Linked DNA regions of Homo sapiens: all the other regions are linked to region 1. Evidence: chromatin contacts called from ENCODE Hi-C or POLR2A ChIA-PET data. All regions are on one chromosome and are shown on one strand. Each heading gives the region's core, a stretch centred on a gene start or an enhancer-like site at or near the end of the contact. The rest is flanking DNA. Distances are from core to core; before and after follow the strand shown.

What was found. A loop is a pair of places that touch in the nucleus more often than their neighbours do. ChIA-PET counts read pairs that join two places held with the same protein, here RNA polymerase II (POLR2A). Pooled maps may share reads with other maps.
Region 2: a map of K562 shows a loop between it and region 1 (2.4-fold over the local background). The contact joins two enhancer-like sites. A Hi-C loop is called at or near these places in 1 of 168 maps with a recorded cell type or tissue (K562) and 2 of 50 pooled maps. POLR2A ChIA-PET finds 5 or more read pairs at or near these places in 1 of 52 experiments (OCI-LY7).
Region 3: a map of chondrocyte shows a loop between it and region 1 (2.0-fold over the local background). The contact joins the promoter of LINC02884 here to the enhancer-like site in region 1. A Hi-C loop is called at or near these places in 2 of 168 maps with a recorded cell type or tissue (chondrocyte and endothelial cell of umbilical vein), 1 of 37 single-sample maps with no recorded cell type and 4 of 50 pooled maps. POLR2A ChIA-PET finds 5 or more read pairs at or near these places in 1 of 52 experiments (A673).
Region 4: a loop to region 1 is called in a map of natural killer cell, with 2.9 times the contacts of the local background. The contact joins the promoter of WNT2B here to the enhancer-like site in region 1. A Hi-C loop is called at or near these places in 1 of 168 maps with a recorded cell type or tissue (natural killer cell), 5 of 37 single-sample maps with no recorded cell type and 15 of 50 pooled maps. POLR2A ChIA-PET finds 5 or more read pairs at or near these places in 1 of 52 experiments (WTC11).

Annotation. Positions count from the first base shown.
Region 1 is chr1:112,803,036-112,810,427 of GRCh38, forward strand. No RefSeq gene overlaps it. Among named protein-coding and RNA genes, the nearest start is that of LINC01357, 43 kb to the right of the region's middle. RefSeq lists enhancers at 1-111, 112-612, 1,089-1,138, 6,118-6,639, 6,355-6,634 and a silencer at 1,249-1,398. Within about 2 kb of position 5,221, at least 3 of the 41 ENCODE cell types and tissues checked have a DNase peak (open chromatin) inside an H3K27ac peak, as active enhancers do.
Region 2 is chr1:113,137,633-113,145,340 of GRCh38, forward strand. No RefSeq gene overlaps it. Among named protein-coding and RNA genes, the nearest start is that of LRIG2, 68 kb to the left of the region's middle. RefSeq lists a cis regulatory region at 2,894-3,794 and an enhancer at 3,174-3,343. Within about 2 kb of position 3,344, at least 9 of the 41 ENCODE cell types and tissues checked have a DNase peak (open chromatin) inside an H3K27ac peak, as active enhancers do.
Region 3 is chr1:112,356,652-112,363,817 of GRCh38, forward strand. It overlaps LINC02884 (long intergenic non-protein coding RNA 2884), which reads right to left and starts at 3,956. Exons shown (of 2, transcript NR_183466.1): 1 at 3,711-3,956. It also overlaps the pseudogene TXNP3.
Region 4 is chr1:112,506,300-112,513,827 of GRCh38, forward strand. It overlaps WNT2B (Wnt family member 2B), which reads left to right and starts at 2,666. Exons shown (of 5, transcript NM_024494.3): 1 at 2,666-3,145. The coding sequence starts at 2,964. RefSeq lists enhancers at 1,934-2,477, 3,402-3,901 and silencers at 2,455-2,584, 2,595-2,704, 2,765-2,844, 2,905-3,014, 3,008-3,302.

The DNA of each region.
Region 1 (7,392 bases), core at 3,971-6,470:
CTCATTTGTACTCATTTGTCTGTCTGTGGGTCCTATAGCCTGAACCAGCCCACAGTCCTGCCCTCCTCTCCACTCCCTGCCTGTCCTGTGGGCCCTGCTTGGAGAAAGCTACAACCTGGCTCCATGGAGCCCCCAGAAGGGAGCACTCCTTCCCCCTCCTGGTGCCCACTCGTCTGGATCTTCTGGGCGTCTCCCAGCCCTTCTGGCCCCTCACAATCTGGGTTTCCTGCCTGCAGTTCGCTAGTGCTCTCTCTCTCTAAATGGCAATGGCCAACCTCAGCTGGTGTCACAGAGCATGTCTAATGTGGCTGGTGCCCACCTGGGCTTGCCCTTCCTTTCCCATCCTCAGAGCTGGAAGTGACCCTATGGAGTTGGCAGACACCCCCATCCCCTTTCACTCTCACCACCCTCAGCCTATATGTTCTTCCATGAATCTGACTCGAATCTCTTCTGACAATTTTTTTTTTTTTGAGACAGAGTTTCGCTCTTGTCCCCCAAGCTGGAGGGCAGTGGCGCAATGTCAGCTCACTGCAACCTCTGCTCCTGGGTTCAAGCAATTCTCCTGCCTCAGCCTCCCGAGTAGCTGGGACTACAGGCACGTGCCACCATGCCCAGCTAATTTTTGTATTTTTAGTACAGGTGGAGTTTCATCATATCGGCCAGGATGGTCTCAAACTCCTGACATCAAGTGATCCGCCTACCTCAGCCTCCCAAAGTGCTAGGATTACAGGCATGAGCCACCACGTCTGGCTGACAAAGTTTAAATCTGCACCCTTCTGGGTGCAGAAGCCCTTCCCAGGACACCTCCTCTGTCTGGTGAACTTGGACTCTCCTTCAAACTTTAGTGCAGAGGCCACTCTCTCAGAACCCCCCACATCCCCTAGCCTCTCAGAGCAGAACAGGATGGCCTGTCCAACACCCCCTCTCCCCCACCCTGCATCCTATCCTGTCCTTTGAAATACTTCCCAGGTATGTGAATTTACATGTGTTTCTGACTCCCTAGTTGGTCTGTTATCTCCAGGCAGGGCAGGAAAGTGTCTTCAGTGCTCATGGCCTTATCTCCTGTACCTGCTCTGGAGTCCAGTAGTCGTAACAAGTAGTAGGAGCTCAGTAAATATTTGTTGAATGAACAAATAATTCTCTGAGCCCTGGAGGAAGGGTGGGCAGTGTCTCCAATGGACTGTGACAGTTACCTTAGTAAAAATCTGGGGCTGGGGTCCAGAAACCTTGTGTGGCCCCTCTGCATTCCTGTAGTCACAAGGTTGGGTGCTTAGTGAGCCTGGCTGGCCAGGCAGGGCAGGTGCCTGGCGTGATGGGACAGTGCCATCTAGCTGCGGCTAGGCCAGAGCAACAACAGGGCCCGCGAGTTGGCTTGGTCAAAGCGATGTCATACAGGGAGTCCCTGGGCACTGCTAATTCCTTAGCAAGCAAGCAGCTAAGGGGTTGACACAACCTCAGCTTAATTGGTCTCCAACTTGAGGCCTAGGCTGCTATAAGGGGAGCCCAGGGTCAGGCTGGAGATGCCTTTGAAGGAGCCCCCGGTGGATACCAAACTTATCAAAAGCACCTGGAAATGACCCTGCATGTGACCAGGCTACTTACAGAGGCGGTGTCCAGGTCACTGGGTATTGTCCTACTGTATGCTTGATGGCCCCATCATACAGGGGGCAGTACGGAACTCTGAATGCGGAACAAATGCATGTCCCCAGGACTGTTGAGGGTGCTGGGAGCCAGGCCCCTGTTCACTTCCTCACTCTGGACCTCATCTGTCCAGGGGGCAGAGACAGGGTCTACAGCATCCTGTCTTCCTCACAGCCTGGCATGGGCCTGGCAGACACATAGACCCTTGCTCTGTGGCTCTGCCTGGCAGAAGCCGACCGGTGTGAGAAGAGCCTTCTAGCAGTTGGAGCTGTGTAGGCACCAAAAGGGCTGTTCTGTGAGAGGATGAGTCCTTGTCACTGTCAGTGCTCAGATCAAGGCAGCCTTAGCTGGGTCAAATGCTAAGCTGGGAGTGCTCTATTGGACTGGATTACATGCCTTCTGATAGTCCCTTAACTTGACGATTGTATAAAATGTAAACTGCTCAATGCATATCCCTCCCATAGCACTTTAACACTGTTCACTGTAAATCTGTGCCACAAGCTAGGATCCTCAAGAAGCAAACTCTGAGACGGAGATAAGTGTTCAGGACATTTGTTAGGGAGTTCTCTTGGGATGATCCCTTGTGGAAGAGAGGGGCAACAGCAGTGAGATTGGACAGAGGGAGAAGTTGAGCTGCACTGCAGTCTGAACAACAGTCCCAGCTGACCCTGCAGGGAGCTTGGGAGCTGGAATGACCTTCAGAGTTGTCTCAAACTGGGGAGAGCAGGCTGGGTGTTCATAGTATATATTGATCTGTCATTGGGTGCAGGCTGGCCTGGGCAGGTGGTGTGATCTAGGGCAGTCCTGGAAGGGGCTGGCTGTGCTCCCTGAGGGTGGGGAATGTGTCCTGCATTTCTGGAGGGGGTCCGCACACAGCAGCATCTGCCACTCTTCCGGTGCTGACATTTTAAGCAGCAGTGAGCAGTAAGGAAGGTCATTTGGGGCAGTGAACCCTGTCCTGTGTTTCTCAATCCCTGCCCTTGAACAGCTCCCTAAGGGGCAATGACCAGAGTCCTAGTGGGGGTGCTCTGGCCCCTCCACATTCATTTTCTCTGCCTATTCTGAGAGGAGGTTCAGGCTGGAGGTCTGGTGGGGAGGTGGTGAGCACAGGAGGTGCACAAAGGGACAAAAGGCTCTTGCCTTAAATGCCCACAATTAGAACCAGCTCCTTTCTATTCCCACCATGCAAGGGCCCTAATTAAAATTTAAACTCATGTTTCCTTTTTTTCTTTTTAAAGTTTCCATGGTAGGTAATTAACTTTTCCTTTCTGCGAGTGAGCAACTAATTAATGCTCTGTTCATAAGGACGGCGATCAGAGCACTGCGACTTGCCTGGGAGTTTGTTTCTTTCATTTATTTCCACCTTCCAAAAGAACTGGCTTGGTGAAAGTGGGGGCAGAGAAAGGAAAGAAGCTCTGCCAACATCTGTTGTGTGCAGCAGGGTGCTGACAAAGTCCTTACAACATGAAATCCTTACCATGAGGAGGGCATACAGGGTCTTCCCTGGACCAACAGAAGCAGCCGGGTGCAAAAGTGTTCCTGTCTAAGTGAGCCTTCCTCAGGAGGGGCCAGCTGAATACTTCCCTGGGGAACAAAAGCACCTGTGGCTGAACTGCACTGGCATCATGGGTGTGAGGGCCCTCCCACTGCCAGCCTCTGTGCCTTCCTCTCCCAGGCCCCTGGGTTCACCTCCTGGCCACACAAGCCTCAGGGAGAGGATACGGATTAACAGTGTTTGTACAAATTGCAGGGACAAGGGAACATTTCCCCTTCGTCCTTTGAAGTTTTGCTGAAAATCACTGACAAGAGGCAGATTAGTGAGAGAAAAAGTAGACAAACAGATTTAATGTGTACATGGCAGACTTCAGAATAAAGACCCAAAAGATACAGAGGAAATTGTCCATTTTTATGCTGAGGTTCAACAAAGTATGGACAGCTATGTAGAAATGTGACTGGACAGGCTGGGCACGGTGGCTCACACCTGTAATCCCAGCACTTTGGGAGGCCAGGTTGGTGGATCACCTGAGGTCGGGAGTTCAAGACTGGGCCTGACCAACATGGAGAAACCCCGTCTCTACTAAAAATACAAAATTAGCTGGGCATGGTGGCACATGCCTGCAATCCCAGCTACTCCAGAGGCTGAGGCAGGAGAATCCCTTGAACCCGGGAGGCGGAGGTGGCAGTGAGCCGAGATTGCGCCATTGCACTCCAGCCTGGGAAACAAGAGCTAAACTCCATCTCAAAAAAAAAAAAAAAAAAAAAAAAGCCAGGCATGGTAGCTCATTCCTGTAAGCCCAGCACTTTGGGAGGCCAAGGCAGGCGGATCACCTGAGGTCAGGAGTTCGAGACCAGCCTGACCAACATGGAGAAACCCCATCTCTACTGAAAATACAACATTAGCCGGGTGTGGTGGTACATGCCTGTAATCCCAGCTACTCAGGAGGCTGAGACAGGAGACTTGCTTGAACCCAGGAGGCGGAGGTTGCAGTGAGCCGAGACTGCACTATTGCACTCCAGCCTGGGCAATGAGTGAAACTCTGTCTCAGGAAAAAAAAAAAAAAAAAGTATGATTGGACAAAAAGAGTACGATCTAACGCTAACAGACTGAGTGGGGAATCCCAGCAGGGCCGGTCTGTCTAGATTCTTCTTGGCCTCTCAGAGCACGCATTCCTGCATTCCTTCCTTCTGAATGTGGGGCAGGACCCTCTCTGGAATGGGGGTCTTATAACCCATAGTCAAACAAGGCAGGTCAGGTAATTTCTTTATGACCAGTTTTTACACAGAAAGGCAGAGGCAAAGTTAGATTAATGATTTTTGGTTTTATGGCTGGCTTTGGGGAAAAGGTGCTGGTTTCAATGACTTGGTGGGGAAGAGGGATTCTATGGCTAGCCTTGGGGAGAAAAGGATTGAGAGACAAGAGAATGGATAAATAAAGAATGCTGAGGTCACCCAGAAAGAAGAAAGGCAAGAAGCAGCTACCAGAGTTGGGGAATAAGAGGGAAGCATTTTATAGAAGCTTGGAGAGTGAATGAGGGTGCCCTGAGCAAGTGGGGCTCAGACCCCTGACTCATGGAGCCAATCAATTCTATAAAGATCCAAATGCAAAACTAACAACAAATGTTGTTTCGACATATGTACCGATGTGGCAAAATTTTTAAAAAGCAAGGGAACGATAAACACAAATTTAAATGGCAATTACCTCTTCCACAGGGAGGCAGAGGGGTGGAGGAAAAGGCACATATAGGACGATGCAAGTTATATGATTTCTAGTTCTCGTGAGTGATGGGCTCATGGGTGTTGATCGTATTTTGTTTTATAAGTAACATTTAAAAATATGTTTTGTGGTATCTCCTTTCTGAAAAGGACCCCAATGTTTCCTCCCTCCTAGAATTCATATTCCCTCTCACATCGTACCAGGGTTGGCCTGTGTCAGCAATAGAATATGGCAGAGGTGATAGTATGTCACTTCCAAAATTAGGTTCTAAAAGACACCATGGCTTCTATTTTGGTTTCTCTTGCCTGCTGTCTCTTGGCATATTCGCTCTGGGGCAAGCCAGCTGCTATGTTCCTAGCAGCCTACCGGGAGGGCCCAGTGGCAAGAAATTAAGTCTGCCAAGGACAGCTGTGTGAGTGATCTTGGAAGTGAATCCTTCCCAGCCTTCAGATGACTGCAGTCCTGACCAACATCTTTTTGTTTGTTTGTTTGTTTGTTTGTTTGTTTGTTTGTTTGTTTTGAGATGGAGTTTCGCTGTTGTTGCCCAGGCTGGAGTGCAATGGCGTGATCTCGGCTCACTGCAAACTCTGCCTCCTGGGTTCAAGTGATTCTCCTGCCTCAGCCTCCCGAGTAGCTGGGATTACAGGCATGCACCACCACGCCTGACTAATTTTGTATTTTTAGTAGAGACGGGGTTTCTCCATGTTGGTCAGGCTGGTCTTGAACTCCCAACCTCAGGTGATCCGCCCGCCTCAGACTCCAAAGTGCTGGGATTACAGGTGTGAGCCACCACGCCCGGCCCTGACCAACATCTTGACTGAAACTCACGAGACACTGAGCCACAACCTTCCAACTAAGCTGTTCCTGGATTTCTGACCCTAGGAAACTGTGTGAGGTAATAGATGTTTGCTATTTTAAGTCAAGACATTTTGGGGATAATTTGATACATAAGATTAAATAATTAATACATAATTATTTGATATGCATAGAATATTGAACTTTAAAATATGAGTGGGGGTCTAGGGTGTGGTGGCTTAACACCTGTAATCCCAGCACTTTGGGAGGCCGAGGTGAGAAGATTGCTTGAGGCTAGGAACTTGAGACCAGCCTGGGCAACATAGCGAGACTCTAACTCTACAAAAAAAATTTAAAAATTTTAAGATATTAGCCTGGCATGCTGGTGCACACCTGTAGTCCCAGCTACTCAGGAGACTGAAGTGGAGGATTGCTTGAGCCCAGGAGTTCCAGGCTACAGAGAGCTATGATTGTACCACTGTATTCCAGCCTGGGTCACAGAGAGACTATGTCTCAATCAATCAATCAATAATGAAAACAGTGAGAGGTAAAAGAAAAAAGAGAATCTAGGTTTGAGGGAGGCCAGCTGGAAGTAATATGAGTGGTGCCCTGACATGCAGGGAGTGGGCAGCCTGGAGGAGGGATGAGTGGGTGCCCAAAGGGAGCCGGGATCCTGCCAAGAGACTGCAGGGCCTCTCTGCCCACACGAGGGCGCCCCACATTGCCGTATCTGGGCTAGGGGATGGGAAATGAAGACCAAGAAAAGGCCTTCTGGGGAGGGAATGTCCTGTGTGCCCACACACTGGCCCCTCTCTCCAGGTTTCTTGAAGGTCAGCGTGAGGTCCCTCTGGCAACTGGAGACAGAGCCGGTTTTCAAGCCCTGAGAATGCATGCCTCTGCAAGTCAAGGCTGTCTCCTCTGCAGGGTAGCATGTGTTATGGTTGATTGTGAGTGGTGGCAGTGAGGGTGTGAGTGGGTAACTGTCAGGCCTCTGAGCCCAAGCTAAGCCATCATATCCCCTGTGACCTGCACTTACACTTCCAGATGGCCAGTTCCTGCCTTAACTGATCACATTCCACCACAAAAGAAGTGAAAATGGCCTGTTCCTGCCTTTGCTGATGACATTACCTTGTGAAATTCCTTCTCCTGGCTCATCCTGGCTCAAAAGCTCCCCTGCTGAGCACCTTGTGACCCCCCCGCCCCTGCCCACCAGAGAACAACCCCCTTTGACTGTAATTTTCCTTTACCTACCCAAATCCTATAAAACAGCCCCACCCCTATCTCCCTTCGCTGACTCTCCTTTCGGACTCAGCCCACCTGCACCCAGGTGAAATAAACAGCCTTGTTGCTCACACAAATCCTGTTTGGTGGTCTCTTCACACGGACGTGAGTGAAATTTTGGTGCCGTGACTCGGATTGGGGGACCTCCCTTGGGAGATCAATCCCCTGTCCTCCTGCTCTTTGCTCCGTGAGAAAGATCCACCTACGACCTCGGGTCCTCAGACCGATCAACCCAAGGAACATCTCACCAATTTTAAATTGGGTAAGCGGCCTCTCTTTACTCTCTTCTCCAACCTCTCACTGTCCCTCAATCTCTTTCTCCTTTCAATCTTGGCGCCACCCTTCAATCTCTCCCTTCTCTTAATTTCAATTCCTTTCATTTTCTGATAGAGACAAAGGAGACACATTTTATCTGTGGACCCAAAACTCTGGCGCCGGTCACGGACTCGGGAAGGCAGCCT
Region 2 (7,708 bases), core at 2,094-4,593, 330 kb after region 1:
GCAGAGACAGCTGGCTACATATATGAGGATTCCTTGTGGTAAGCCAAAGTCCTTGGGCCCTGCATTTACTATAAGGTTTTTAAAAGTGAGTGATTCAGAGCACTGCCTTTGACGGTGAACAGAGCTGGACTCCAGTCCTACCCCCACTTCTTAACCAGTTGTGGGAGTTTAAGCCAGTTTCTTAGAAGCGTTGTGCCTCGTTCCCCTTATCTGTAAAATGGAAATAGTCATGCTTACCTTATATGTTTGTTGAGATAATTAGATAAGCTGATGCATATAAAGTAATAAGCACAGTGCCCAGCACAGTGCTCAACACATTTTGGCTGCTATTAGCTATTGTTATGGGCACTCAGAATGGAGCACCCTCTTCCCACTCCCTTCTCTATCTGGGACAATTCAAGATGGGGCATGGGGAATGTTAGTAGCGAGAAGTAACCCCAGTGAGCTATTTTAGGGCTAGCCCTAGAGACTGGGATTCCTAGTTGGATTTTGCTTAGAAACAACATACAATGTTCTGAAACTATGATTAAATGAAAAGTGCAGGCCAGGCATGGTGGCTTATGCCTGTAATCCCAGCACTTTGGGAGGCCAAGGCGGGTAGATCACCTCAGGTCAGGAGTTCAAGACCAGCCTGACCAACATGGTGAAACCCCGTCTCTACTAAAAATACAAAAATTAGCCAGGCATGGTGGTTTGTGCCTGTAGTCCCAGCTACTCGGGGGACTGAGACAAAAGAATCACTTGAACCCAGGAGGTGGAGGTTGCAGTGAGCCAAGATCACACCACTTCACTCCAGCCTGGGCAACAGAGCAAGACTCCGTCTCAACAAAAAAAAAAAAAAAAGAAAGAAAACTTCATTCAGCTAGAGTCTATTGGACTTGGATTCTGAGCAGTTCTGCCCCTCACTGACTGTGTGATCCTGGGAAGTCTTGATGTCACCTGATGTCTCCCCATCACTGTCCCCATTGTGTCTTTGTTTCTTCCAATTGGTTTATGGTGGTTCTTTTTAACTTTCCCAGGAGAGGACTCCCTTTACCTGGAGAACAATAATGACAAAGTCTTGTAGGAGGTTTTATAGGGGACAAAGAGCCTGTCTGGCTTAAATGAAGAGAATGAAGTAGGAAACAGTCAAGAGAAACCTTTTTGTTTGATTGAGAAGTTTTGACCCTCCCAGAAAGTATATAGTGTTAACTGACCAACAATGAGCATCATTCCTGAATGAGGGTTGTCCTTGGCCCACTGATTCCACCTATAGTGTAGTTCCAGTGGTTGTGTAGGAATTCATGCAACAATCTATGGCAAACTGAATTACTTCTCAGATAATTTTCTTTAGGACTTAGTATGTTGGCTTCATGCCAAGGGGAATGGCAGTATTGGGAAAACTGCAGATGTTCTGGAAGCAGAGCACTTGAGTTCAAATCTTGACTACTCCTCTTACAGGCAAATTACTAAATTTCTTTTAGCCTCTGTTTCCTTCTCTGCATGACAGCAATGATAGTACTTACTTCACAAGATTACTGTGAGCACCAAGTGGAATCATTTCTGCTGGAGAGAAGGAAACACTTCAGTTTTTAGAAGTCTAACTTATTTGGGTGGATGGGTAAAGGAAATGGCAATTTCATTTCCTCTGGGCCCTTTGGCCGATCAATGGACTGAACTTTATCCTTGGGGAACAGCTGTGGCTTTTTCATAAATTCAAACATCAGTCTAATTTTCCCAAGGTTCCTCCAGGTTTACTCTAAAGGGAGCCCCTTCTTTGAATTGTTGTTGGTCTGAAGAGGGACCAGCAGCTGCTTGCCTGCAAAAATGTATTGCAGCCTCTGTGGGCATTCCCTGGACACTGCACACACTGCTATCCCCAAGCAGTCACAAACTAGGATGCTTTGATAATGAGAGTTTGAATATTTTATGTATCTTGTTTTCCAATTATACTTAAGAATTCAATAAGCTGAGTAGTGGGAAGCTGAATTACTAGACTGGCAAAGGAATGAACAGAAAAACCTAAAAAATTTAAAAAGAGGATTAAGAAAACTGTCCTTGCTCAGTTTGGGAGCCTGGCTTACTTTTCTTAGTACTCTGCTGTTCCTGATACTGTTCAAGCTGGGGCACTGAAGATCTGGAACCATGTAGCTTGGATTTTCTTCAGACCAAAATACCTCGATGCTCATTTTTTTTTCTTTTTTTTTTTTTTTTTTGAGACAGAGTCTCACTCTGATGCCCAGGCTGGAGTGCAGTGGTGCGATCTTGGCTCACTGTAGCTTCTGCCTCCCGGGTTCAAGTGATTCTCGTGCCTCACCCTCCCAAGTAGCTGGGATTACAGGCACCTGTCACCACATCCGGCTCATTTTTGTATTTTTAGTAGACAGACGGAGTTTTGCCATGTTGGCCAGGCTAGTTTTGAGCTCCTGACCTCAGGTGATCTGCCCGCTTTGGCCTACCAAAGTGCTGGGATTACAGGCGTTGAGCCACCATGCCCGGCCTTGATGCTCATTTTGAACTATCAACTTACCTTCGATGCCTTTGTAGACTCATCCAACTACTTCCCAATAAATGGTCCAGGATTAATGGGTATTCATGTTCAGTGTAGGGCATCTAATTCCAGAAATGTAAGCCAAATTAGCAAACTCTCCTAAAAAGGACATCCTATCTTCTGCTGAGCTGTCTTCCCAAGCTAGCCAACGTGTCTGAATTTGGGCATGAAAGAAGAGGAGCAGATGGGCTGGGGTCTGACATGCAGGGCAAACTGGAGGGTTTTCTTGGCATATTTGTTCTTCAAATCTAGACTTTAGAATATGTGAGAAACAGTGACATTCTCACATTGGTCCCAAGCCATGGAGGAAATCCTGCCCCATTGAGAAGTGGAGACATTTCAGCCCTTGCATATCTCATCAGCAAACCACAGGGTTGGTGAAGGGACTGATGGAGTCCTTTTAAAGGTCTTGTGCCATTTTCTTGCCTTTTTATCTTTTTGTTCAAAGATAACTCTTGTTTTGTTTTCTATCTTGAGGCAAAATTGAAAACTTGGCCTACACATTGGTTTGGGCTAGAACTGGCCTCTAGGTGGCGATTCAGTACAGAGAATGGTGGTGGCTGGCGTCACCTCGAGCCACCATTTCTCAGAGATACCATTATATAAGGGGATTCATGAGAAATCGGGCATCACAATAGAGGGACAGCTTGGCCTTTGTCACTTTTCAAGCTGGGATCCTGAAGAGGTTGGGGTGCATGGGGAGCAGCGAAAGCACCTAGTCTCAAGCAACATAACACGAGTTTAAGGCCCCCACTAGGACGGAGTCCAGAGTAGTCTGGCAACGGTTGCAAGGTTTGGACTTGGCCTGCTAGGAGAGTGAGCCCTGAGCTTCAGGCTTGGTTCCCTCACTCCTGTGAGGCCTCACTCAGGCTCACAGCCCCTGATGGAGCACTCAGCTTGGCGGCTGCCTGCCCGAGGTCTCCAGAAAAGGCAGCCAGCTCCTAGTTGAAGTCCTCCCACTTTACTTCCCCTTCCTTCCCCCTGCCACTCCCTCTCTTCTCCTTCACCCCTCCTTCCCTTCTGCCTCCCGTTCCCTCTGCTTCCTCCTTCTTCCCCCTCTTCCCCACCTCCTCACACACCCCATTCTCACCTTCTGCTATTTACAAAGCCCTTTCCCCTGTATGATCTCATTTGCTGCTCACAGACTCCTAGGGAAGAGGGACAGGTTGAGCCCTCCCTCACTCCCTGGCACACTTTGAGGACACAGTGCGGAAGTGCTTATAAAGATCCCGTTATCTGACTGTCACCACCAGCAAATAGTGAGTACCTTAGGGCAACTATTGAATTCAAATTAGTGCATGTTGCTTGGCATGGAGGAGGTCTCAAAATTATTTACTGAATGAATAAATATTTATAGTTGCAAAGAACTGAATCAAGGGACAGTAGGTGGTAGAGTCCATTCTAGAAGTTAGGCTTCATACTTGTAGGACCTACGACATTGCTGCACTAGGTACTAAATATGTCACCATTTTCTAGTAAAAAATACAGTATGTAAGTGCATAAAGGGACCCATGCAGAACTGTTTGCATATCTGGCTCTCAACCACATGAAACTACTCTGGCACCAGTCTGCTGTCTGTCAGGGGACACTAGGAGCTGTGGGTGGATCTAGGGGAGCAGCTGGCCTTTCTGAGGCCTTCCTTAAAGTATGGGATAGACACTGGGCCCCTCAGCTATCAAAACCCTTCTGTCTTTAGCTGATCTAACATATTGAGATAAAAAGCACCACCCAGTTATTACTCATCCCACTCCATTCCAATCCATGAATCAGCACTTTTTGTTTTTTGCTTAAATGTACATATTTCAGGCAGTTTAGGACTCTGCGATGAGACTATATAGGTTCAAATCCTAGCTCTACCACTTCCTAGCTGTTGAGGCTTGGGTAGGTCATTTAACCTCTTTGTGCCTCTATTTCTCATCTTTTAAATGATAAGAGTATTTAACTCATAACATTACTGTGGGGATTTAGAGAGTTAATATATAGAAAACAATGAGAACAATGCCTGGCAATAAGTCAGAGCTAGGAAGTGTTCACCCAATCTCTCGTTACGGTTTCCTGGGTTTGAGAATTGGTTTGTGTTCAACTGATGGAGGCACTTCATGATTTTGTAGAATTCCCTGGAATGCTCTCATTTTAGCTGTGAGGTTTCAACATTTTCCCACTCAGTTACAGCTTTCTTGAGGCCTAAAGAAGACAGGAAGCAACTTGAAGTGTATTTTTCTGCTAATGAGGGCTGTGGCATTTGTTTCATATACAGCATCCCCAGGTGGCTCCAGACAGAATTCAAGGGCTTTTTTCTCTACGGCAGTGCTTACCACTTAACACACAGTAGGTATTAAATAAATGCTTGTGCCAGAAAGAGAGGAAGGAAGATGCAGTACAGAGGAAAACATTAATTAGTACATAGTAGTTTACACGGACAAGGTCCCAATGGGGTATACACTTGTTCCCTAAGATCTACTGACTAAGCATGAACATCACCAAGGAAATGCGATCAACTCAGAGGAGAAGGAGGGGGAGGAGAAGAGAGAAGAAACTGGAGCAGCCTGTTACCTGACCGAAGATATCAGGCTTTCCATTGCAAATGGTTCCATCAGCTCAGGCCAAGTGGAAAACCTTGCCGCTGCTCTGGGACATCCAAGGCATCTCCAATTGCTGTCTGCCCCAGAGTTTCATCCTTCCAGGGGTAGTTTGTCACTTGTTTTGTAGCCTCTATGGTACTCTTTCTTATGGCTAAAGACCAGCTAGCTCACCAGACATTTCTGTGGGTTTTGGCAGGAAATAGAGATGGGAGGCAGACAATGCTCTAGGGCGGTTCTTAGGAGAAACTTTTCTGACCTTGGCAGTCTTACTCCAATTTTCATGCCAAATTAGACTAATAATAGATCCTCACCCACAACCCAAATCCTCTAGCCTGAAAGGCTTAGAGTAGACAGAATGCAACTAGAAACTACTCTATGTTCTATAAGGGAGTTGAAACAGAGCTTTTCTAGTGAACACATTAGCTAATCAACTAGGTCACTGATGGTAAGGACTGTCTCAACTGCATGCCAACTCTGATTGATGGATAAAGCCTGCCTGGGGAATTGTATTGAGTTGGATTCTGAGTCTCCATCATCACATCTAGGCCCCAGAGGCAAGTGCTGTAATTCACCAACAATGTCTGTCACAGGTGCAGGAATAGGGAGTAGCCCCAGGAGGCATAGATACATACCTGCTCCAGGAGGCTATTTGGAGTTAGGAAAACAAAGATGGTTGAATGGTCAACTATGCTCATTTAATTAAATCATGATAGACCTTGAGCAATTCAACTCTTGAGGAAAATGTGGTATCAGCTCAGGAAAGAAGAAAAAGAAGGAGTAAGAGTGGTGATAGTGGAGTGTTCCCGTTCCATAGCTCTGTAGAGCCTTCTCAGTATTTAAAAACAGTCAGATTGGACTGGGCACAATGGCTCACGCCTGTAATCCCAGCACTTTGGGAGGCCAAGGCAGGCGGATCACCTGAGGTCAGGAGTTCGAGACCATCCTGGCCAACATGGCAAAACCCCATCTCTACTAAAAATACAAAAATTAGCTTGGCATGGTGGCAGGCACCTGTAATCCCAACAACTCGGGAAGCTGAGGCAGGAGAATTGCTTGAACTTGGGAGGGGGAGGTTACAGTAAGCTGAGATGCAGCCTGGGTGACAGAGCGAGACTCCATCTCAAAATAAATAAATAAATAAATAAATAAATAAATAAATAAATAAATAAATAAAATAAATAAAATAAAATCAGATTGAGAGGTAGCAGGTATGACAACATTAGATAGTTATTTTGAGTTGCAGTTCAAGACCTGGGAAGCTCTTGAAATAGATAGTTAAGCCGCTGGCAACCAGAAGGAAGGGCAGAGAGAGTGTTTCCCAAACTGAGTACCGTGAATCACTTAGTATCCATGAGATGTTTGTAAATATTTTGCCATGAAACATAGGCAGTGGTGGGGAGGGGACTTCCATGGTTATTCAAGTTTGGGAAACCTGTCAAAAAAATTCAGCAAAGTAAATTGTAGCCCAAGGAGGCTCTTGGCCTGAGGGAGTTATGGAAGAGAAATGTAATAAGCTAAGAAAGCAAAAGTGTAGGTGGGGTCAGGCTCTGAAAGGCCTTGAATGACAGGATGAGGGCTTTCGTTTTGATTGGGAGGCATGGAGGATTTGTGGGCAGGAGAAGTGATACATTCAGGGCTGGGGGTTAGGAAAATAACTGTACCATGAAGATTGAATAGAGAAGAGACTGGAGGTCAGAAGACTAGTTAGAAAGGTGTTATATGGTCCAAACAAGACACGCTAGCAGCCTAAACTTGGGCAGTTGCAATGGGAATGGAAAGGAAAGCCCAAAGTCAAGAGACATTTTCACCAGTAATAATGTCAGGTCTAGTCTGACTTCCAACAGCACTCAAGTACATGAAGGGCTACACTACAGGGAACTGACCAGCCCTTCTCTACACCCTTAAGTACAAAGCCAGCAGAGTGGGAGGTAAATTGCTGAGATGAAGCATTTGATTAGATAGAAAGTATATCTTCCTAATGCTAGGGATAATTAAACCCTGGAAGAGCCACCAGAGCACTAGCATAGCTTTCTCACAGGAAAGCAGCCATCTGCCCTGGTCCTCTAAGGCACATGACCACTCAAAGCTCCTTTCTGCTCCATGAGTCTATAATTAATGTATCTTAGGAATCTGAATATTGAAAGGGGCCTTACAGCTGATCTAGTCAGTTGCTTTCAAACCTGACTGAACATCATGATCCACTTTTTTTTTTTTGAGACGGTGTTTCGCTTGTTGCCCAGGCTGGAGTGCAATGGCACAATCTCGGCTCACTGCAACCTCCACCTCCCAGGTTCAAGTGGTTCTCCTGCCTCAGCCTCCCTAGTAGCTGGGATTACAGGTGCCTGCCACCATGCCCAGGTAATTTTTTTGTATCTTTAGTAGAGATGGGGTTTCACTATGTTGACCAGGCTGGTCTCGAACTCCTGACCTCAGGAGATCCATAGGCCTCAGCCTCCCAAAAGTGCTGGGATTACAGGCGTGAGCCACCACGCCTGGCTAACATCATGATCCTCTAAGGAGTTTAGTAAAATGCAGATTCTCAGCCTCCATTTCCAGAAACTTGGATTTGATTGGCAGAGTCCGGGAATCTGCATTT
Region 3 (7,166 bases), core at 2,706-5,205, 450 kb before region 1:
AGATCCCCAGGGAAAGTGAATATCAAAGTTCAAGAACCCAACAGGTTCAGGGCAAGAGAGTAGGTGTTCCCTTGGGTAACCCACCTCCTTCACCAACTGGCATATCCACTCTACCACACCCCCTTTCTGGGGGACTCTCAAATTCGGCTAAGCCTGAATCCAGAGAAGAACCAGGAACACTCCCAAAGGCTTGCCATCCAGAGGCCAAGCAGCTTTAATTTTCCAGCTGTGCTCTCCTGAGCCCTGAAGACCCAGAAGACACAGGGCCTGCCCTGTGCTTGGAGAGGGGAGGGGCTTGGAGGAGCAGCAAGCTCCAAATGGGGCAGCTCCACTTTCATCTGCTTTATACACGGCACTTCTGTGTATGATTTCATTTCAGGAAAAGGTTTTGCTGCTAAAAATAATTCTGAAACCACTGAATTAGATGACCTCTCACAAGCCCCTTCCAGTCCAGGAGCCTCTGATTCTCTGACTTCAATGATAGGGAAGCAAAATGTACTCTGAACTTGACAAAGGCTCTGTTTTCTCCTATCTCTCGCTCTTAGGAGACACAATCTGTCTGTTTCTCCATCTGTCTGTCTAGGATCCAGAGTATAGCTAAGGTGATATGGATGGGTATGGAGGCAGATGGCTAGCTGCGTTTATCTTCCTCTGTCACTCTATCTCCTTCCATCTTCGCCTCTTACTGTCTCTATAACTCTCTGTGTCTCTCTCTTGCTACTACCCAATAAAGATTTAGAGGCTGGTTCCAGCAGCTGAGAACGGCGATATTAATTCCAAGCTTGTTTCCAAACACCACAGAGGTCTACCCGGGTTAATTAGTTGTGCAGGCTTTTCTACAAGTAAGCGAGCCGGCAGGGTTTTTTACAGCTCTGTCACTGTGTTTATTTGTTCGTTTTCTGTTTTGTTTGGAAATACATTTATCTGACAATAAATAACATCCGCCATGACTAGAGCCGATAAAGGCAATGAACAGCCCCTTCAGGGCCTTGGGGGACATAGTGAGAAAGCTTCAAGGTCGGGTCCCCCTACTCCAAGGGGCACTACCAGCCCTTGAGAAAGATGAAGAGGATGTGGGTAAAACCAGTGGGGGGAGGCTAGAAGAAGAGATAGGATCAAGGGCCATGGACATGGCTAAAAGTGAAGAAAGGAAATGCCCACTGAGGAACAGAGCCCATAGCAAGGAGTCAGGAGCCTGAGGCTCTTGGCAAATGGCAGTAAGGGTACCCTTTTGGCATGACAGGGGGGAGGCAGAAGATTTGGCTGTGGATCCCAGTTCCAGCACATACAAGCTGTGTAACCTCAGACAAGTTGCTAACCTTCATGCCTCCGTTTCCTCACCCATAAAACAAGAGTGATATTAACACCCTCTGCTCAGAGTGGTTGCAAATATATCTAGGAGACAATGAAAGTAAATGCACTATGCAAACAATAGAGATTCTCATTTTTCAGATGAAAAGTATTTCTCAGGAGTATATGGTCAAGATTCTAGGCCTCCCTGGGAAAAAATTAATCTAAAATGTTAGAGCAGGATTTGTCCTTGTGTCCAAAGGCTCTGTGCTAATGACTTCAACATGACCACACAGCTTGGCCCATTTGTAAGTTGACCACAATCTCACCAGGGCTAGTTCAGCTCTTGCACAAGCCCCAAATGGGAAGATTCCGTTAGTCTAAACAAAAAAATATTATGGGGAGTACTTCACTGTGAACCACATATACTTATTTAAGGCTTTCAGGGTAAGGGATGAGGAGAGGTGAGGAGGCAGAGGGATCACAGTATGAAACCAAGTAGGCAGAACAGAGTATCGGTAGAGAGTAGAAGCTCCGAGTTCAGCGTGCCTCTTTACATCACTTTCTGACTATAAACCTTAGAGATGCTATTTAACATTTCTATCTCAGTTTTCTCATCTGTAAAATGGGGACAGTGACGGTACCTAGCTCATTGGATTGTGGTGTGAGGAGATGAGATGAAGTATGTGACGTGCTTGGGACAGTAGATGGCACATGGAAGAGCTCAATAAACACTAACTATCCTCAAAACACATGAAAACTACTCAAGAGACATTTCACTTGCGGGCACATGAACTTACTACCAATTGAGAGTCTCAGCGCTGAGGTTGTGCAGTGAAGGAGCATGTCAAATGGTGGGAATTAATCAAGAAATCCTTTCAGGAGGAAGGACAACTTCAACACAGGTTAAAAGAGAAGAGACAGGATAGCACTGCCTGCAGCTGTGCATGTCCTAGCGTGTGTCCCCATTATGCTAGACCCACAGCCAAGAGGAGCCAAGCAACCCCACAGAATTACCAGCAAGCCGCCAGCAGATGGAGCCAGCCACCTCCACACACTGCTGTTCAAGGCACCAGCACCCTCTAAATGGACCGGCACCCAGCCCACGTCCAGTCAGGAGCAGGACTGAGAGAGATCAAGGAAGAGTCACCCTTCACGCCCCTGTGGAGATGATAAGGGTGCTTTCCTGCCCCAGTGTGAGGGGAGAGGGAATCCAGACTCTCCCTGATGCCTCAGAGGCACAGCTCACTGTCAGAGTCCTTGCCATCCTGGAAGCCTAGGACTGCAGCCCAGTGCCCTTGTTGTTCACCTACCCCACTGTGGGAAGGAAAAGCAGGATGCCTGATGAACTTACTTTGAGGGCTGGGACTGCACTTGAATGTAGAGACTGGTATCCATCTGAGTCTGGGAGATTCTGAAAGCAAGAGGCCCACTACAGTAGCCCATCCGGCAGGGCTCGAAGGACCCTGGGGCAGCATGACTGGGAAGAAGATGGGGGCAGCTCTCCCTTCCCAGGTCTGTGGGGCCCTTGAAGGATTATGGGAGAGGATTCCTGCAGGCCCTGTGGCTCTGCATGGAGATGCACGGAAGTCAGTGGAAGGGCAGGAGCTGAGGGTTTGCCCAGGTACCCATGGCCAAGTCAACAAAGGGTCGTTGGGCACCTGTACCACTGTTGAGGCTAAAGAGAGGTGCATCTGTGTGAGGGAAGGAGGGGGAAAGGGTGGTGTTCAGTGATGGAGGAGGGTGGGGTGAGATCTTCAGCATCTAACAGAGCCACAAAGAACAGGAAGGGGAAAAGGACACTCCTGTAAAGAGGTCTCTTACTCTCCATCCCTCCTCTCTGCCCAAATACAGATGCTGAGGCCTCAAAGAGGGAGGAGGTGAGGCATCTTCAAGCCAGGCCCTACTTCCCCTCCACTGCTCCAAACAACCAGGACCCAACTCTCACTTGTGCTGGAGGGAAGGGGAGAGAAGAGCTCTGAATCGAGTTTGCAATGAAAGTTTTAAAAATATAAGAGGCTGAGTCTTAATTACTGGAATGAGACTGTTATAGTAACCGAAAGTGGCTGAAAAGTTATGGAACCAGACCAAGATGTCGTTAAGGGAGCGGCTCCTCAGCAGGAAAGAGAGATCTGGCACAGCACAGCCAGGGCAGTTACTGGAAGAAATAAAATCTTTTCATGTTTATACCCCAACGAGTTGAGACTCCCCAGTGAATCAGGCACACAGGAAGTACCTGGGCCTTGGACACCAGTGTCCCTGTGGTCAGAGTACCCCATGAAGGATGATGTCACGCGGAGCACAACCTCCTCTTCCCATTCAGGTGCTGTCTCACCTCCCAGGGCAAGAGAAGCAGGAGGAATTTGTCCTCCAGCTTTAATGAGGCACTTAGAAAGAGGAACAGGATGGTTTCTTCTTACCGGAATCCTCGATGGAATGCAGGCGCAGGCAGCTGAAAGAGATGGTGCAATTTGCATACTTCTGGTGGATTCCAGGAAGCATCAGCCCCATTTCACCCTAACAGCCAGTGGACTCTGCCTGGGAGGGCCAACAGCCAAAGAGAGCTTTCAGTCTCCAGGCTGAGAAAGTCAGGAGAGGAACAAGTCAGGGGACACCACCAGCCCTGGGACAGCGTGGCAGCATATCCAGAAGATCAGGAAACTGCCGCAGAGGCTTGGTCCCCTACTGGAAATTGAAAGAAAATGAAGTTTAGAAAGAGCAGGGTGGGAACTGGTTTGCAGAACAGAATGTTCCCTTGGCTTATTTTCATCTGGGGGAAAGGGAAGAACTAATACTTATTGAATGCCTGTGCTGTATCAGGCACTATGTTCATTCTTGTCTTATTTAATCCTCCCACAACCCTGTAAGGAAAGCATTTTCTCCATTTTACAGATGAAAAAACTGAGGCAGAGTGGTTGCCTAAGGTCACATGTTGTTGGAATTTGAACTTCATGTTTGTCTGTGTGGTAGACAGACACAGAGATGCCATGCTTACATTGCCCCTTCAATAAAGGACTCACTCCCCTGCTACCAAGAATGTTGGTTTTATTTGCCCCCAGCAATTAGTTCCTTCAAGGACCACCTGAGTTTTTAAGCCACAGTCACTCTCTTCTTAAGGCAGCCCCTAGCCAATGGCTGAGCAAGGTGGTAGTACAAAGGCCCATCCCTCTTCTACCAATGCGGAACTCCTCTAACAAGCAATTTTTGCTCAGAGCACCCTGTTAGACTGGCAGAGGCTTTGTCAAGTCTGCATCAGAAGCCAAGAGCTCCTCCTGGCCAAACTGCTTCCTCCCTTTTCCACTCACAGGTGATCCTCCCCTTTGCACTTCTACCTCTGTTGCAGCATCTAGTTCCAGAGAACCCAGTGGAGACTCCTAACAGCCTGACTGCAAAGCTTTCCCTTTTTCTGACACTTTATCTTCATTTTCACTTGTCCTTAGGTAACATTGCTGCAGTGCAGAGAGTGAGCTCCTTCTTGGTAGCAGGGGCTTCACCCCTTCCAGAAGAAAGCTACTGAAGGTTTAGTGATTAAGGCAGTTTCCAAAGAGTTAGTTATCCTTGATGATTATGTGCTCAATGCTCAAAGGCAGTTGCTAACATTCAGACTTTGAGGTCTAAAGTCCAAGTAAAGAGTCTACCCCCACCTTCTCCCTCTCCCTGACGTCAATTCCACCCCCTTAAATTGCTACAACATGGAATTAAGATATATAGTTTTATTATTTGTTGTGCTTAATGGAAAAGCTTTAGGATTTCTGAGTTTAATTTAAAAAGCAGATGGTCATAAGCAACAAAAGAAACAAATATATAAATTGGACTTCATCAAAACTAAAAATTTTGTGCTTCAAAGTACACTATCAAGAAAGTGAAAAAATAAGCCAGCACCCATAATCCCAGCTACTCAGGAGGCTGAGGCAGAAGGATCACTTGAGCCCAGGAGTTCAAGGCCAGCCTAGGCAACACAGAAAGACCCCATCTCTAAAATAATAATAATAACAAAGAAAGTAAAAAGACAAGCCAATTAAATAAGGGCAAAGAATTTGAATAAACATTTTTTCAAATAAAATATACACATAGCCAACGTGCACATGAAAAGTTGTTCAACATCATCAGTCATTAGGGTAATGCAAATCAAAACCAGAATGACACATCACTTTATATCCACTAGCATGGCTATAATTTTTTAAATGGACAATAACAAGTGTTGAAAAGAATGTGGAGAAATCGGAACTCTCATGCATTGTTGGTAAAACTGTAAAACAGTATGGCTGCCTTGGGAAACAGTTTGGCAATTCCTCAAAAAGTTAAATAAAGAGTTACCATATGACCCAACAATTCCACTCCTAGGTATATATCCAAGAAAATTGAAAACTTGTGTCCACATAAAAACTCATACTCAAATGTTCATAGAAGCATCATTCATAATTTCCAAAAAGTAGAAAGAACCCAAATGTTCATCAATTGATGAATGGATAAACCAAATGAAGTATATCCACACAATGGAATATTATTCAGCCACAAAGAATGAAGTACTGATACATGCCACAACATGGATGAACCTTGAAAACATTATGCTAAATAAAGAAGTCAGATATTAAAGCCCACATATTGTATGATACCTCTTATGTTAAATTTGCCAGAATAGGCAAATCCATAGAAACAGAAAGTAGACTAGTGGTTGCCTGGGGCTGGGAGGAGGGAAAAATGGAGAGTGACCGCTTAATGGGTATAAGGTTTATTTTAGGGTGGAATTAGATAGTGATGATGGTTTCACGACTTTGTGAATATAATAAAAATCACTGAAATGTGCAACTTTAAAGGGTAAATTTTATGATATGTGAGTTATATCTCAATAAAAACATTTTTAAGCTGCTGAGTTGAATATTTTACATTTCCCTAAGGAGACAAAACCACTTCAATTAAGGTGGCTTATTAAGTGACTTTTGACTGATTTCCTCCCCCCCACGTCCATGGTCTTTGATAATATTAAACTGCCTATCTTTGGTCTAAGAGGCTCATATTTCAGATACTTCAGGACAGAGACGAGATTAACTAAAGTCACTGAAGCTTTCGTTTAGGGGAGAAAAGAACACAGCTAGTTGTGACCCAGTGAAAAGCCAGATGTGGCATTAAGGACAATCAGGAGAACAGATCAGTCAACCAGAAAACAGAAATACTAGTCTGTCCTTCCTGTTAGAAAATGAGTTCAACATCAGGGCTTAGAGGACAATCCAAAAGACAAAGGTCCTCTGGCCAAAGCTTGGTCCAGCACTTTGGATCCATTTCCATCGGTTCTTACAGTCAGTCATCAGACCCCAACAGTCAAAGTGGTGAAGCAGAAGAGCAAGTTTGCTTTTCAGGAAGGCTCGGATGCTACAAGAATAAACTTGTAGTTGACTTCTCAGCCACATGATGTGGGCCTTGCAAAATGATCAAGCCCTTCTTTCATTCCCTTGCTGAAAAGTATTCCAGCGTGGTGTTCCTCAAGGCAGATGTGGATGATTGTCAGGGTAGGATGTTTGCTTCAGAGTATGAAGAAATGCATGCCATCTTCCAGTTTTTTAAAAAGGAATGAAAGGTGGGTGGGCTCCAGTTTTTGGAGCTAATAAGGAAAAACTTGAAGCCACCATTAATAAATTGGTCTAATCATGTTGTCTGAAAACATAATGAGCCATTGGCTATTTAAAACTTGTAGTTTTTTTATTTACCAAAAAAATGAAGTATGGAGACTGTATACCCAGCTGCCATCTGATTATAAATGACAAACAAATATTAATTCTACCCTCTAAAACAAAAAAAAGTTATCTGGCCTTATAGGAATAATTCTATCCTGATCTGAGGCCAGTGCCTAGTCCAAGTTGTGAAACTAGATTAAACCA
Region 4 (7,528 bases), core at 1,416-3,915, 300 kb before region 1:
TCAAAAACATGCTTTAATACTTGAGCATCTGTGTTGTGCCAAGACACAGTCCCACTTGACTGTAAAGACAGCTCAGGCCAAAGAAGGGGCCTCAGAAGTGATTTGGGGGCCCATGTGGGCGAGTCCACTCTAGGTTAGGGCTGATGTGATCATCTTCAGCCAACTTTCCCCCTCCCTGCGCTTTCCACCAACCCCAGGCCCTGTGTAGAAATAAACACAGGGCCAGAGTCACACCCAGGTCTAAACACACAGGGGAGTCTGGGAGAGGCTGCTGGAGCTCCAAGACTGCCCTGTGTAGGGATGGGGCTGGGTTGGGAGGAGGTAAAAGAGTGGTCCAAGGAAAGAGGCCCAGCCAAGAAGGAGCCTGGGCTCATTCCTCTCCCACCTGCCCCTCTCAGGAAAACTAAGCACAGAGTCTGTGCCTTTCTAAGGAAATAGCCAGGCCAACTGGAGCCCACCCGACAAAAAGAAAGGGAGAGAAGGGGAAGAAAATAAGTTAGCCTGTTGGCCACAAAGGATATGGTCCCAGTTTCTGTGCCAGGAAGTCGGCCCTGAGAAGTGTCTGTATTCAGTCCTCTCCAACTCCCATCCAACTCCAGCCCAGCCCCCACTTTCCACCCAAGTGGGGAGCACTGCCTCCCATTCATGACTTGGAGCACCTCAGGGACTCATCTGAATTCTCTTCCTCCACGCACTCCGCTCCAGCTGGATGGCCTTCTCGATAACCCTCGTACACCAGCCCACTCCTGCCTTTGGGTCCCTGTACGGGCTCTGCCCTCGGCTTAGGATGCTCTTCACCAGGAAGCTGCCTGGCTTGATTCCTTGCCTCCTTCAAATCTCTGCTTGCATGTCACCTTAATGAGGCCTACCCTGATCATCCTAGTTGCAACTGTAACCATCCCCTTGACTGTGCTCTCTTTACCACTGCACTTACTACTTTTTAACATACTCTGTTTTACTTCTGATGTTTATTGTTTATGGTCTATCCTCCTGCAATAGAAGGCAAACTCCATGAGGGCATAGACTGTTCACCAATGGGTCCCTAGTGCCTAGCACAGTCCTGGCATGTGGTAGGAAATAAGTATTTGTTGAATTAATGAATGCACTCATCACCTTACCACAGAAAGTGGGGGTAAAGGAGTGTCACTGTAGGTTGGGGACAGGAGGGAAGTGCTTGCAGCCCCTTCCCACTCTGCCCGCCCACAGAAGTTGGGGCTGCGGAGTGAGGGGCGCTAGGACCCGGAGGCGGTGGGGAGAGAGGTTAAAGGTTCCTCTGAAACCTTCTCCACTATCTCTGTCTCTGAGATGTCTGCAGCCAGCTGCACCCCATCTGCTTACACTCGGGAGGCACCTCTAACGCCACCACCGCCCCCCACCCCCAACCAAAGACTGACAGTGAATTTGGAGTTGGGGGCATCGGCAGTTACTAGTAAGTTGTTTACCCCAGGACTTTAAAATCATATGAGGAGGCAGGAAAGACACCTGCGAGGTGGGAGAAACTGAGGCTGAAGAAGCGACTGGAGCCAGATCCCAGGTGAACTCTGAACTCTCGAAGTTAAGCCCAGGATTTTAAAAAGAATTTTACTTCTGACGGAGGGCCACAGTGCCCGCAGGGCCCGTACCTGCTATCCTGGGAGGTTTGAGGGTTGGGGTGGTGGGGAGAGGAGAGTCTCTTTCGGCAGACTGCACCTCCCCACCCCTTCCCTATTTACCACGCCCCCAGGCGCTGTGCGGGCGGAGGGAGGGTGAAGGAGCAGTGGGGAGGAGGCAGGGCGAGAAGACGAAGGAGGGAAAAAGCTCCAGGGCTTCCACTCTCTCGGCAGGACCCCCACCCTGGCCTCTGGTGCGGGAAAACCTCCCAGCTGTTTCTGATTCTTTCATACTCTCAGCCCCGCCCGAGAGGGTGGAGGACCGAGGCACAGAGGGGGAGCGGGGAGAGACTGAGCTCCGCTGAGCCCAGGAGTAAGGGGCGGGGAGTCCGCAGGTGCCCCCTTAGCGTCGGCAGTCGATTCCCGGTCCGTAAAGAAAAGCACCCGGGCCGGGCAGGCCGGGCAAGCAGGAGCCAGGTCTAAACGTGATGCATTGGGGGTGGGGGGTGCAGTGGCTCAGAAGAAGCAGGGGCGATGAGCTCTAGCTGAAAGCATCCCCTGCTAGAAGCCGACTGCCCACGGCGCTCCTGTAGGCAGTGTTGAAAAGGTAGTTAAGACCTCCAACTCCCGGTGGCAGGGACTCTACCCATTTCACAGAAGCGCAAGGATGGAGGAAATGAGTGCATCCTCCGTGCTCAGCGCCGGTGTCACTGTAGGTTGGGGACAGGAGGGAAGTGCCCGCATCCCCTTCCCGCTCCGCCAGCCTGGCCGTCACCCATAGAAGTGGGGCTGCTGAGTGAAGGGCGCTAGGACCCGGTGGCGCGGTGTCGGCAGGGACTGGGCGCTTGGGGCGCAGGAGGGAGCCGCGGCGTCCCGTCGCAGCGTGCGGGAGCAGGTGGGGGTGCAGCGCGGTGGCGCGCGGGAGCCCCGAGGGGCGGAGGCGGCTGCTACACCTAGGGCGTCGCGGAGCGCCCCGGGCTTGGCGCGGGCGGAGCCGCCCTAAGGGCCGCGCGTGTCCCCGGCCTCGGCCCCGCCCCGTCCCGTCCAATGAGAGCCCGCGGCCGAAGGGGCTGTCCGCACACTAGGCCCGCAGCTCCCTTCAGCGCCGCAGACCCCCTGACACCGCACCCGGTCCTCAGGCAGCGCGCCCCAGACCCCGGGTTCGGCACGCCGTCGTCGGCTTCCGGACATCGCAACTTGCGCCCCTCTCGGGGATCCTCCTCCCGGGCTCTGGACCCCAGGTGATCCTAGGTCCCCAGCCGCCGGCGAACACCATGGCCCCCCAGGGGGGTGAGGTAGGAGCAGCCTGAGTACCCCCAGAAGGTGCCCCGTCCACGCCCCTCCGGGCTGCGCGGCGGGAGTCTTCGGGGAGCTATGCTGAGACCGGGTGGTGCGGAGGAAGCTGCGCAGCTCCCGCTTCGGCGCGCCAGCGCCCCGGTCCCTGTGCCGTCGCCCGCGGCCCCCGACGGCTCCCGGGCTTCGGCCCGCCTAGGTCTTGCCTGCCTTCTGCTCCTGCTGCTGCTGACGCTGCCGGCCCGCGTAGACACGTCCTGGTGGTAAGTGTGGCTCTCAGGCTGGGCGGGTGAGGCGCTTGGTAGGAGAGGCCGGAGGCGCCTGGAGGGACTGGCTGCTCACGGGACCAGGCTGTTGCTTCGACGGGTTGGAGACGATTCGGGCAGGACTGTCACTGAAATCTGAAGTCGCGGGGTGGCGGGAGGGTGAGGCGCCGCGTCTTACACGACTGGTGAGAAAGGCGCTGGGCATTCGGAGCAAGGATGCCCGGTGGTCGCGGCTCCTTAGGCCTCCACGTGCTGTACCCCCTCTATTTCAGCTCAAGCCCCTTAGGGCAGAAGCTACCTTCCGAGTTTCCCTCAGGGTGAGTTCAAGGAACGAATAACCTTCCAGGGCCCGCAATAGCTTCGCCAGGGCCCCAATCGCCTAAGGTCGCCCTCTGAGAGGTGGAGAAAGGGGCAGCTCGCTAGTCTAGCCCACCCATACCACAGGAAGGCTTTGGTGAGGCAGCAGCACCCAGCCGAGGCTTAGAAATGGAATCGAGGCAAAATTTACCCCATTAACTCCCACAATTAAAACAAACAAAACGCATGGGTTTGCATTATCTAGGCATTTGTCTTCAGCCACCGTTTTGAGGATGTCACTTAGGAAACTTTGCCTCCCTCCCTTCTTCCTATTCTTTCCCATCTCCCATTTCTCCCCTCCAAGAGCCAGAGGGCTGCGGAGTCCCAAGATACTAAGAGACCCCCTCCCCAGATTTCTTGCAGGCCCTAGACTCCAGACACTTCACAAGAGGGCAGATGAGGCAAAAAGGCATTACAGATCCACTGGATGTCTCGTGTCTGTTCTTTTTAGAATCCTCCCTGCCCCCTACTCCTTGGATGGCACTCATCACCTTCCCGTAGGAGAAGGAGCTGCTTTCCCTTCTTCCCCACCATGGGGAGAGGGCAAAGCAGGGAGAGTTGAACCTAGAAAAGACTCAGTCTTTCCTCTTCACCCCACAATCAAACTGGCCTCTTGGACTAGGCTATTGCCCCTCTCCACCAGGCAGTGCCTCCCGTCCTTTCCTTACTCCGTTCTTCTTCCCGTGCAAGCCCCCCTCCCCGAAATGTGGTCTCTTCTCTCCTTGCACCCTGTGGCTTTTCTCCTCTTGACTTGGAATCTTGGCTGAAGGGTGAGGGGTAGCTGGCCGAGGGGCCCGCCAGCTTGGGCTGCAGATTCCTATCATTTCAAGATGCCGTCTCTCCTTATCCCAACCCCCACCCCCTGTTTTCCTGTTTCAGAAAAATCTCTTTTGAATTTTTTTTTTTTAAATCTCTGCAGTGTTGGGGAAGGCAAGGAGGGGGGGTTCTGGTTGGGGGAACAGAGAGGCCTATATCTTACATCTGGCTTGAAACATTCTTTTAGAAAGGGAAAGGGGAGAAGGGGGATGAGGAGAAAAACCTTTCAAAGTTCTGAGTGAGATCAAAGCTACCTTTTGCCTTCATGAGCTTGGTCTGGCTGGGGACTTGGCATCTTCAGGGTCTTTGTTGAGACAACATGAAGTAACCGCTGCCCATCTTTATCTGGCTCAGACAGCAGTTTGCTTTTTGGGACTCTTGATTGCTTCTTACCAGTTTGGGATATAGTCTTGGGGACCAATTGGTGTTTGGGTGAGGAAGTGTCACTCTGGTAATTTCAGCATCCTGGCAGTGGTTCCTAAAGACCCAAATGGGGGTCTTCCTAGTTCCCATTTTGTACTCTTGACTACTCCCTCTCCCTTTTCCTTTCTCCCTCTACTACCCTCCCCTGATGTGGTTCATATTAAAGATTCTGGAAAAATTCCTGGGTGAAAGAGCTAGGGAGGGAGGGAGGGAGGGAGGTGACACAGAGTGACTTAGCAGCCCCTGTGAAAAGGAGGAAGGCTGCAACAGGGCCAGGTTGGGAAGTGGGTACAGAGGTTGTTTCAGCCTCCTTGCTCCACACCTGTCATAGCTACAGGCCCAGATGCCTGCCTCAGTGATCACCACTTGTGGGATAAGGTGAAAAGCTACCTTCTAAGGGCAGGCTAAGCCCCCAAGCCTTTCTCTTAGGAAAAAACCAGCAAGATTGATGTTCTGTACAACCCGTGGAAGAGAAATGCCTGTTGACTCTGGTGTGTCCATGTTCCACTCTGGAGCAGAAGGCCATCATTTTCACCAGTTAATATTTGGATTTTTCTCATAGCTTGAGATTCTTCCCCTTACTCTCTAACCACTGCCCTCCCTCTATCTATCCTAAACAGACCAAGAAATAGGGAGCTTCCGGCATGTGCTTTCCTGTTTCATTTTGCATTCTGTAGGGGGTTGGATGTAGGGAATCACAAGAACAGGATTGTATTCATAGGCTCACAAAGGGAGAGAAACACAAAGTGGTATCATATTGTTAGCACTACTTTTACCAACAGCAGTTGCTTTTAATAAGCCCTTACTGAGCTTCAGGCACTATGGCCAAACACCTTATGAGCATGATCTTTGTCAATCTGAAATAATCCAGTGAGATGGGTTCTATTATCATCCTTATTTCACAAATGAAAGTGAGGGATGCTGTGGCATTAAGAGCAGATTCATGGAGGCTAATAGTGTTATCTCTGTGTTCAAAGTTCTATATGTGCTGGGCTGAATCATGTACACTAGGGGCTGTACACGAAAGGAGGAAAGAAAAAAAAAAAGCAGATCCCTGGCCCGTTTGTGTCTTTAACATACAAACATAAAACATCTGCAGATAGGCTGGCAACTGTTGACAAGTAAAGCTGTAATGGAAATGGGAGTTAATGGCTGGCTAGAGGGAGAAGGGAGTTGGGGATAAATCAGAACAGTTAGGTGTTTATTCAACAAATAGTGATTGCATACCTACTATGTGCCAGGCACTGTTCTCAGTACTGGGGATATTGAATTGAACAAAACCGACAAAAATCCCTGCCTTTGTGGAGTGGTGCATCCAAACCATGTGAGGATCATGGTGAAATGCAGATTCTGTTACGGTAGGCCTTGGGTGGGGCCTGAATGTCTGCATTTCTAACGAATCCCCACATGATACAGATACTGCTGTTCTGGGGACCACACTTTGAGTAGCAAGGGGCTAGAGTAGTGTATGCCTCACTTTGTCAAATGAAGGGATGTGAATTGGCCAAAAGCAGGTGAAGAGAAGCATTCTGGGGCAGGAAGCTGGGAAGGAAGTGAAGAACTTCCAGAAGGGAAAAACAAAGCTAGAGTCAGGGCATCTAACACTCTACCAGACCGTGAGGTGGGAGATGCCTTAAATATCTTTGTGTCCCTGACATCTGAGCTCAGTGCTTGGCACATGGTAGACATTTTGCAGGCATGTGTTGAACTGAGAGGAAGATGTGGTTAGCCTCAGGCTCAGCTTTATTGGAGGCTCCCTACACTAACTACAAGGGGCTGACTACTGGAGAGCAAGCAAGCGCCATGCTCTGTGGAGTCTTGAAGCCATTACTTAGTGGAGTAAGGGTGGTAATAGAGACATTTAATTATCTTCCCATCTTAGATACTGAACAGATGTTCCCACACTCAGTGAGGATGTAATAAAAAGGACCTATGTGGGCTGCAGCAGAATGGATTTAAGTCAGACCACAAGAAGGACTTGTTGCCCGAGTTTGGCCTGCCCCACTCCAGACTGTCTCACGAGGGCTGGGTTATTGGTCTCTCATTCCCATCCAACCCTCCTCACCCAAGCCCCATTAAAAAAAAACAAAAAAACACACCCATTGCCTAGAGCAGTACTTGGGCTGAACTAGGGAAGCTGAACGGTGGTGAGACAGGGACAAGCTCCAACTCCAACGGTCTTGATTCTCCAAACAAAGCACCACAGCAGTGGGTGTAACTCTGGGCTGTGCGTCAGGCAGCCTTTCCGGCCTGGCCCTGTCTGGGGTGTTTATTTTGTTTGTTCCTGGAAGCTGTTGCCCTGATGGACAGTGCTGGGGATGCTGATTCCATGGGATTTGTTAGGGGAGGGCCAGCCCTCTCACCCCTTCCCCGGGACAGATGGGCCCCATCAGCCCTGCTGAGTTCCCGAAGAGGCAAGCATCAGCCCTCCTTGTGTTTGTTTGAGTTGGTGTCACCAGTGGTGATCCAGTCTGTGGGTGAGGGCCGGCTGTGGGAATGCAGGGGGGTGGTGGGGGGGGACACAGAGCCCAGGGCAGTCTAGCTTTTCCCCTCCCCACACCAGCTGCCCTCCCTTCTCCTCACCCACTTCTAGGCCCATTTTGGGGCCGTTCCCAAACCACAGGCTCATTCATAGCTCAAACCAAGTCTTTTCTGTCTGCAGTAACAATTGCTCTCCATGGCCCCACCTGTTCAAAACAGGGGAGGGAGGGCAGCCCTTTGATGCGTTCTGGACAGGAGAATAAAAAGTTCCCAGCAAATCAAGGAAGGTGCTATGGGGTTAAA